Linked DNA regions of Homo sapiens: region 1 is linked to region 2. A link is an interaction called in ENCODE POLR2A ChIA-PET data of the cell type or tissue named here. Cell type or tissue: Panc1. All regions are shown on one strand. Each heading gives the region's core, and the rest is flanking DNA. Links, peaks and the distances in the headings are about the cores only.

What was found. ChIA-PET counts read pairs that join two places held together with the same protein. Peaks named below come from ENCODE experiments on the same cell type or tissue, not always from the same donor. Only the 100,000 strongest peaks of a DNase experiment are listed, where the experiment ranks them.
Region 1: POLR2A ChIA-PET joins it to region 2 with 8 read pairs; 2 of 35 experiments call an interaction of 5 or more read pairs at or near these places.

Annotation. Positions count from the first base shown.
Region 1 is chr17:82,336,900-82,341,284 of GRCh38, reverse strand. No RefSeq gene overlaps it. Among named protein-coding and RNA genes, the nearest start is that of SECTM1, 5.3 kb to the right of the region's middle. In Panc1, for the core only: no CTCF peak of the experiment used is centred there; a DNase peak (open chromatin) is centred at 1,990; H3K4me3 peaks cover 1,124 bases; H3K27ac peaks cover 1,626 bases.
Region 2 is chr17:82,163,125-82,167,509 of GRCh38, reverse strand. It overlaps CCDC57 (coiled-coil domain containing 57), which reads left to right. Exons shown (of 19, transcript NM_001394669.1): 13 at 4,153-4,310. Among named protein-coding and RNA genes, the nearest start is that of CCDC57, 48 kb to the left of the region's middle. In Panc1, for the core only: no CTCF peak of the experiment used is centred there; no DNase peak of the experiment used is centred there.

The DNA of each region.
Region 1 (4,385 bases), core at 112-4,111, 170 kb before region 2:
GCCTGGGGGACAGAGCGAGACTCCATCTCAAAAAAAAAAGTGAACTAAATGGACGGCCCTCAGAAAGCACCTTTTAGAATATTGCTGATCCTTGTTTTGTTTTTCAGAGTCAAAGAAACTTGAACTGTTCACGGCCTTTAATAATTGAGCAAGGTACTCTCCTGTGAACAAAATTTGGAGCATGTTTGTTTCTCTCCCTGGTTCCTCTAGAATTTGGAAACTATTTGTGAGTACTCTTATGGTGATACAGTTGGTTGCATCAGTGCAATAAGAATCCATTTTTCTTGGCCAGGCGTGGTGGCTCATGCCTGTAATCCCAGCACTTTGGGAAGCCGAGGCGGGCAGATCACAAGGTCAGGAGATTGAGACCATCCTGGCTAACACGGTGAAACCCCGTCTCTACTAAAAATACAAAAAATTAGCCGGGCGTGGTGGCGGGCGCCTGTAGTTCCAGCGACTCGGGAGGCTGAGGCAAGAGAATGGTGTGAACCCAGGAAGTGGAGGTTGCAGTGAGCCGAGATCACGCCACTGCACTCCAGCCTGGGTGACAGAGCCAGACTCTGTCTCAAAAAAAAAAAAAAAAAATCTCGGATACGCTGAACAAAGACAACTATCATTCCCATGCCCTCGGAGAGGGATTTAACCGAGACAGGAGATGGGGAGGCAGGTGCGGGACAATCTCATCCTAGAAAGACCGTCAGGGGGAAGCTCTTCTGGGCAGCGGCTCCTCAGGGAAGTTCTGCTGCCGCATTCTGATGTTACAGAAATGCTTCCTCGCCCTTCCTGGGAGGTGGTCTAATGCCACCCCAAACCTCCATCACTGACAGCCTCTCAGCATGGGGGAACTGGGTGTGAGGAAGCTGGGGAGGGCACTGGGGGAGGGTACAGGGGAAGAGGCACAGAGGGAGGACACGGGAAGAGGGTGTGGGGGAAGGACATGGGGGGAGGGCACAGGGGAAGAAGGCACTGGGGGGAGGGCACAGGGGGAGGGCATGGGGAAGAGGGCACTGGGGAAGAACACAGGGGAGGGCACTGGGGAGGGCACAGGGGAAGAGGGCACAGAGGGAGGACACAGGGGAAGAGGGTGTGGGGGAAGGACATGGGGGGAGGGCACAGGGGAAGAAGGCACTGGGGGGAGGGCACTGGGGGAGAGGGCATTGGGGGAGGGCATGGGGGAGGGTACTGGGGGAGGGCAGAGGGGGAGAGGACACCAGGGGAGGGCACTTGGGGGAGGGCAAGGTAGAGGGCACTGGGGGAGGGCACGGGGGAGAGGATACCAGGGGAGGGCACTGGGGGAGGGCACTGGGGGGAGAGGACACTGGGGGAGGCACTGGTGAGAGGGCACAGAGAAGCACTGGGGGAGGGGTTGGGGGCAGGGCTTTTGGGGGCACAGGGACTCTGGGGGGGTCTCCCAGAGGCGTCTCCTCTCCAGCAGCCCAGAACCAGATCCTCACTCTTGGGTGTCTTTGGGAACCCTCCCTCCTCTCCCCATGAGGCTGGAGGAGGCATCTCCAGGAAGCTTCAGATCCAGGACCTGCGACCTTGGGCACCCTCGGACCTGGGCATTTGCTGGTGGTTAGAGTCTTCCCGGGAACAGCGTCCTGATTCTCTGGGAATTCCAGGAATCAAGGGGCAGGCAGCCAAGGGGAGAGAGTAGAATGTGGTCAGACCACTCCTCCTGCACGGAGCACCGTCCTGGGGGCACATTGGAGGCTCCCCTGAGTCCAGGGCTCCGCAGAGCAAGCAGGGCTGGGCACGGCCATTGACAGGATTCCTGGCCGGGACAGGCACGGCCATGACGCTTAAGTCAGACGGAAAGCAGCAGCTCTGTGGCCGGAGGACTGAGAAGGGTCTGCAGATGCCGGCGAGATGCCAGCCCCAGTGCCAGCCGGTGTCCAGGTTCTTGACACCATCATGAGGAAGAATTCGGGATGAGTAGGAATGAGACAAAAGGCAAGAAGCTTTTATTGTGAAGTGAATGCCTGCGCACAGGAGAGGCACGGGCGTGCTCCGAGAGTGAGTCACACACAACGAGGCCTGAGTTTCTATTTTATGGGCTTTCCTAGTTAGAGGGTGGAATAATCATTAGATTTTCTAGGAAAAAGGTGACGATTTCTTAGAATTGGGGTGCCAGATATTTTTATACTAAATATGGGCATGGTTGGATCTGCCGTGACGCTGGTGTGTACGTGATTGTGAATGGCAGTCAGTGTGCAATTAGGTCTGGGGTGGGCACAGGTCAAGCCTAGTGCCACGGTGGATCCGGCCAGCCTCCTCCAACGTAGCCTCTCCTGCTTGTGGGGTCGAGGGTCTCATCAGTCCGGGCTCATCCCTGCCTTTGTGGCTCATTCTAACAGCTGCTTTCCGTGGCTCATTCTAACAGCTGCTTTCCATGGCTCATTCTAACAGCTGCTTTCCGTGGCTCATTCTAACAGTTGCTTTCTGTGGCTCATTCTAACAGCTGCTTTCTTGCTTTTCTGCAAGATTACTGTTTGATATTTCTCATTTCTCCTATGACCACCCAGCATTCCTATCTCATTGGCTAGGAAGGATTACTATTAAAAGTATTTTCTCTTTCTCTCTTTCTCTCTCTCTCTCTCTCTCTTTGAGGCAGGGTCTCGCTCTGTTGCTCAGGCTACAGTGCAGTGGCCTGATCTCGGTTCAATGCAGCCTCGACCTCCCAGGCTCAAGAGATCCTCCTACCTCAGCCTCCCAAGTAGCTGGGGCTACAGGCACTGGCCACCACGCCCGGCTCATTATTTTATTTTTGTGAAGATGGGTCTCACTGTGTTGTCCAAGCTGGTCTCAAATTCCTGGCCTCAAGAGATTGTCTCACTTCAGCCTCCCAGAGTGCTAGGATTACAGGCATGAGCCATCGCACCCAGCCCTAAAAATGCCATTCTTTCTAAAATTAAGCTATAACAGCTGGGCACGGTGGCTCACGCCTGTAATCCCAGCACTTTGGGAGGCCAAGGTGGGTAGATTATGAGGTCAGGAGTTAGAGACCAGCCTGGCCAACACGGCAAAACCCCGTCTCTACTAAAAATACAAAAATTAGCCAGGTGCACGCCTCTAATCTCAGCTACTAGGGAGATTGAGGCAGGAGAATTACTTGAACCCGGGTGGTGGAGGTTGCGTGAGGTGAGATCGTGCCATTGCACTCCAGCCTGGGCAACATAGTGAGACTCCATCCCCCCCAAATAAATAAATAAATAGAATTAAAATAAAGTGAAGCTATAAAGACAGTGAAATCCCAAAAGAAATACCAAGAAGATTGGCAAGTGAAGGGGCTCAGGGCAACATAACTGGATGTTCGAGGAGCACAGCCTTTTCAGGTGGAAAATAACAAGCTGGGTTGTGGATTCCACCAAAAGCAGAAACACATGCTGGGTAAGAATTTAAAATTAGCCTCATATTTTAAAACTTCCGAATATTATAAAATAGATAAATTAGAATTAGGTTAGCACAAGACAAGAACAAGAGCAACAAAACGACAAAGACTGAAGCAAACATTTTAGACTTTTTATCTGTGGTGCCTGCCTGTGGTGCCAGCTACTCAGAAAGCTGAGGCTGGAGGATCGCTTGAGCCCAGAAGGTCAGGGTACATTGAGCTACGATCCTGCCAGTGAACAGCCACTGCAAGCCAGCCTGGTCAACTACAGGAGACCCCATCTCTTAAAAAAAAAAAGCCTCCAAATATATGATTAAAAATTCCTAGAACCACAAGAAGAGGCTGCTAAGCCCCCACCATAGGAGGCCATTCCAACCTATCTCTCTTAATTACTGATAGCTCAAGCCCATACAAATTGACAAGTATATAAAAATACAAAAAATTAGCTGGGCGTGGTGGCGGGCGCCTGTAGTCCCAGCTGCTGGGGAGGCTGAGGCAGGAGAATGGCGTGAACCCGAGAGGCGGAGCTTGCAGTGAGCTGAGATCGTGCCACTGCACTCCAGCCTGGGCGACAGAGCGAGACTCCGTCTTAAAAAAAAAAAATTGACAAGTATATAAAAGACCTAACCTACCCCACTGACACCTTGACAGGAGGGACACCTGCAGAGACCCTTGCTCCCAACAGTCAGAGAATATTACATGTTGGAAGGACCCGTGAGACCCTTCCAGCCAGTGAGCAGTGGGTACAACTGAGTCATGCACAAATCTGTGGGGCCGGTTGGCTCGGCTCCCAGGAGGCTGCGAGTCTGTCCACGGGCCGAGGGCTTTGGGGGGCGGCCCCCAGGTGGCCGGGGGTGCGCGGGCAGAGTGAGCAGGACAGTGGGAGGGTCAGAGGCCCTTTCATAAAAGTGCGCAGAGCAGAGGAGCGATCCCCCTAGCTCCCCCACAGAGGGTGCTGCACCTGCGGCCCCTGCGGAGGTACTGGCTTGGCCAG
Region 2 (4,385 bases), core at 198-4,197:
GCATGGTGGTGGACACCTGTGATCCCAGCTATTTGGGAGGCTGAGGCAGGAGAATCGCTTGAACCCGGGAGGTGGAGGTTGCAGTGAGCCGACATCGCGCCACTGCACTCCAGCCTGGGCTACAAGAGCAAAAATCCATCTCAAAAAAAAAAAAAAGAATTTTTGTCTTTAGTTTTCAGAAATTTCATTATGTTGTATCTGGGCATAGATTTCTTTGGTTTATTCTTTTTGATATTGATCTGAAGGTTTATGTCTTTCACCAAATTTCAGAAGTTTTCATTCATTATTTTTCAAGTAATTTTTTCGGCTCCACACTCTTTCCTTCTGGGGCTCTGAGGACACAAACGTTTGGTCTTTTGTTATTGTCCTGCTGGTCCCTGAGGCTGTGTTTTGTTTCTTTTCAATTTGTTTTCTCTCTTGTTCAAATTGGACAGTTTCTTTTCCTCTGTTCTTCAGGTTTATCAGTGCTTGCTTTTGTCATTTCCATTTTGCTGTGGAGCCCATTCAGTGAGATTTTTGTTTCTGTTTCTAAAATTTCCATTTTGGGTTTCTTTTTCCTTTTTTTTTGTTGTTGTTGTTGTGGTTGTTGTTTTTGAGACAGGGCCTTGCTCTGTTGTCCAGTCTGGAGTGTGGTAGTATGGTCATAGCTCACTGCAGCCTTGACCCCCTGGGCTCAAGGGACCCTCCCACCTTAGCTTGCCAAGTAACTGGGACTACAGGCTACAGGTGTGCACCACCACACCCAGCTAATTTCTTTTTATATTTGTAGAGATGGAGTATCACTATGTTGCCCAGGCTGGTCTTGAACTCCTGGCCTCAATTGATCCTCCTGCCTCAGCCTCCCAAAGTGTTTGGATTACAGGCATGAGCCATCACAGTTGGCCTTAGTTTTCTTTATATCTTACTTTACTGGAACTTTCATTTTGCCATAAGTTTTAGAGTGTATTAAATTGCTTGCTGGAGTTTTTTGTTTGTGTATTTGTTTGTTTTTTTTAGAGACAGGGTCTCGATCTGTCACCCACGCTGGAGTGCAACGGCATTATCATGGCTCACTGCAGCCTGGGCCTCCTGGGCTCAAGTGACCCTCCTGCCTCAGACTGCTGAAGAGCTGGGGTTATAGGTACATACCACCTCCATGCCTAGCTAATTTTTTTTTTTTTTTTGTAGAGATGGGGTTTCACTATGTTGCCCAGGCTGATCTTAAACTATTGGCTTCAAGCAATTCTCTCACCTCTACCCTCCCCAGTAACTTGCTGGAGTTTTGTTATGACTGCTGCTTTAAAATCTTCATCCCATAATTCCAATGTCTGTGTCATCTTGGTGTTGTCTATTTCATTCACATTGAGATTTTCTTGGTTGTTAATATGACGAGTAATTTTTTTTTTAATCAGAGATGGAGTCTCACTATATTGCCAAGGCTGTTCTCAAAACTCCTTGGCTCAAGTGATCCTCCTGCCTTGGCCTCCCAAAGTACTGGAATTACAAGCAGCCTCCTGTAATTTGTTACTGTATCATGGACATTTTGAGTGTCACATTATGAAATTCCAGTTCTTATTAAATCTATGTTAATTCTGTCTTTTCTTTTGTCAGGTAGTCAGCCTTTCTGGGTTCACACTGCGCATCCTGGCCCGCTCTGGTGGGCTGAGGTTTGAATGTCCATTACTTTCCAGAGCCTTGATGATGCTATTTTCCTCTGCCCATACATGAGCTACCAAGTGGCCAGTTAAATCCTGGGCAGTGTCCCCCGCCAGGCCCGGTTGTCAGAGGTTTTGCTGTGCTGGTTCTGTGGATTCTGGCTGGTTTTACACGGCAGCTCCTCAGGGGTCTTCACGCAGACCTCCTTCCTCCTGTGACCCTCCCCACATGCTCTCCCAGAAGCCCAGCTGGCCTTTGTCCACAGCAGGCTGCAGGACCATGGGCTGGCAGGAGGGCAGGTGTGGTCCCAAGGGCTCCACCTGCACGTCCCCGTCTTCTTGCTCCGTTGGTCCCAGGAGCAGCTTCTCTTCGGCCTTTTTTTTTTTTGGTCTGAGCTCTGGGTTGTGGCTGCCTAGCACCAGGCCAGTGTGTGCAGGAAGGAGACGAGGGACTCCTTGCCAGCCACCCCTGGGATCCGAGGCCCCTAGACACTCAGCCTTCATTTCTCACTGTTCAGAATTTTCCCCTAGTGAGGCTTTTTGTGTTCTGGCTGGGCCTTTAGCTGAGATTAGCAGGCAAAATGCGGGTGGACTGTAGGGGCTCCGTCGGGTTAAACCGCCCGTGCAGTTCTGGGATGAATTCAACATGTAGTGATAGATTCTTCTTTTTATAGTTTGACAGATTTGGTTTGCTGATACTTCTTTTGTTTTTTGTTTAAATGAGACACAGTCTCGCTCTTTGACCAGGCTATTCTTGAACTCTTGGGCTCAAGCCATCTTCTTGCCTTGGCCTCCTGTGTAGCTGGGATTACAGGTGTGAGCCACCACACCCAGCTTGGTTTGCCAGTGTTTTATTGAGAATTATCACATTTATGTTCATGAGTAAGACTGGCCCATAATTTTCAATTCTCATAATGTTCATGGGAGGTTTTGGAATCAGAGTTACGCTGGCCTCATAAATATGTTGGAAAGTATTCTCTATTTTTCCGTTTTCTAAAAAAGTTTGTATCAGACTTATATTAATTTTTCTTAAATAATTGGTAGAATTCAACTTTGAAACCAGCTGGGCCTGGAGTTTTCCTTGTGGGAAGGTTTAAAATTGTGTATTCAGTTTTTTTCATAGTTGTAGGACATTTGGATTTTCTTTTTTGTACATTTTTGATGTTATATTTTACTAAGAAATTGTCCATTTCATCTAAATTTTCAAATTTTTGACATAAAGTTGCTTATAGTATCCTATGAGTTTTTAAATGTCTGTGGGATCTGAAGTGTTGACTCCTTTTTGCCATTAATTATATTGGTCATTTGCTTCTATTTTTTCCTTGCTTAGTATTATTGGGTGTTTATTTTAGCCTTCTCAAAGAATCAACTGTTGATTTTGTTGATTCTCTATTATACATTTATTTTCTGTTTCCTCAGTATCTAATACTAACGTTATCTTTTCTTCCTCCTACTTTATTTGGCGTTTTTTTGTTTGTTTGTTTTTGTTTTTTTTGAGACAGAGTCTCACTCTGTCACCCAGGCTGGAGTGTAGTGGCACAATCTTGGCTCACTGCCACCTCCGCCTCCCGAGTTCAATCGATTCTCGTGCCTCAGCCTCCCGAGTAGTTGAGACCACAGGGGCGCACCACCACGCCTGGCTAATTTTTGTATTTTTTTTTTAGCAGAGACAGGGTTTTGCCACATTGGCCAGGTTGGTCTCCCACTCCTGACCTCAGGCGATCTGCCCACCTCAGCCTCCCAAAGTGCTGAGATTACAGGCGTGAGCCACCGTGCCTGGCCCTATTTGGCTTTAATTTGGTCATTCTTTTTAAATTTATTTTTCTGTGTGTGTGTGTGACAGGGTCTCGCTCTGTTATCCAGGCTGGAGTGCAGTGGCTCAGTCATAGCTCACTGTAACCTTGAATTCCTGGGATCGAGGGATCCTCCTGCCTCAGCCTCCCAACGTGATGAGATGACAGGGATGGGCCACTGCACCTGGCCCCTCTAATTTCTTGAGATGAATGTTTAGCTCATTGGTTTTTGGCCTTTCTTCTTTTCTAAAATATTTATCTAAAGCTGTAATTATTCTTGGAAGGACAGCTTTAGATTCATTCCTGAAGTTTCTAAGGTAGTATTGTTGTTATCTTTCCATTCAAAATAGTTGTTAATGTCCATTGTGATTTTTTTCTTTGACCCTGTGTTATGTGGCATCTTTTTTCTTCATTTCCAAGCAAGTGGCTCTTTACTTGGACAGACTGGAGCAATTGGTCTCTATCAGACATTACGTGGTAAGGTCAGACTTTTTCCTACAAGGATTCTTGCTTTCTTTACATGAGGATTATGCTTTCTGTACAGCATCTCTAATCTTCACGTGGACCAGATCTGCTGACTCCAATGAAGAACAGCTTCGCATTGGGGTCAGCCGCTGGTGCCATGGCCTCACGGGAAAGGGAGAGCTGATAGAGATGTGTGTCTCCCCAGAAAGGTCTTCCTTTGTTCTCAGGTATGAGCTGACAGAAGCCACTCTTCTCTGCAGGAGGGTCTGCCCAAGCTGGTCAAGCCGGAGGGTCTGTCCAAGCTGGTCAAGCAGGAGGATCTGTCCAAGCTGGCCCAGTATCCTCTGGACTGGCACTCAGGAAGCTCGGGGACAGAGTGCAGCTCCTAAACCTGCTGGTGACACGACTCAGACAGAAGGTGAGGCAGTCAAGTTTGTGGGGTCATCCTCCTAGAGAGCCGCTGCTGGGGGAGAGCGCGTGGGCTCTGAGCGGC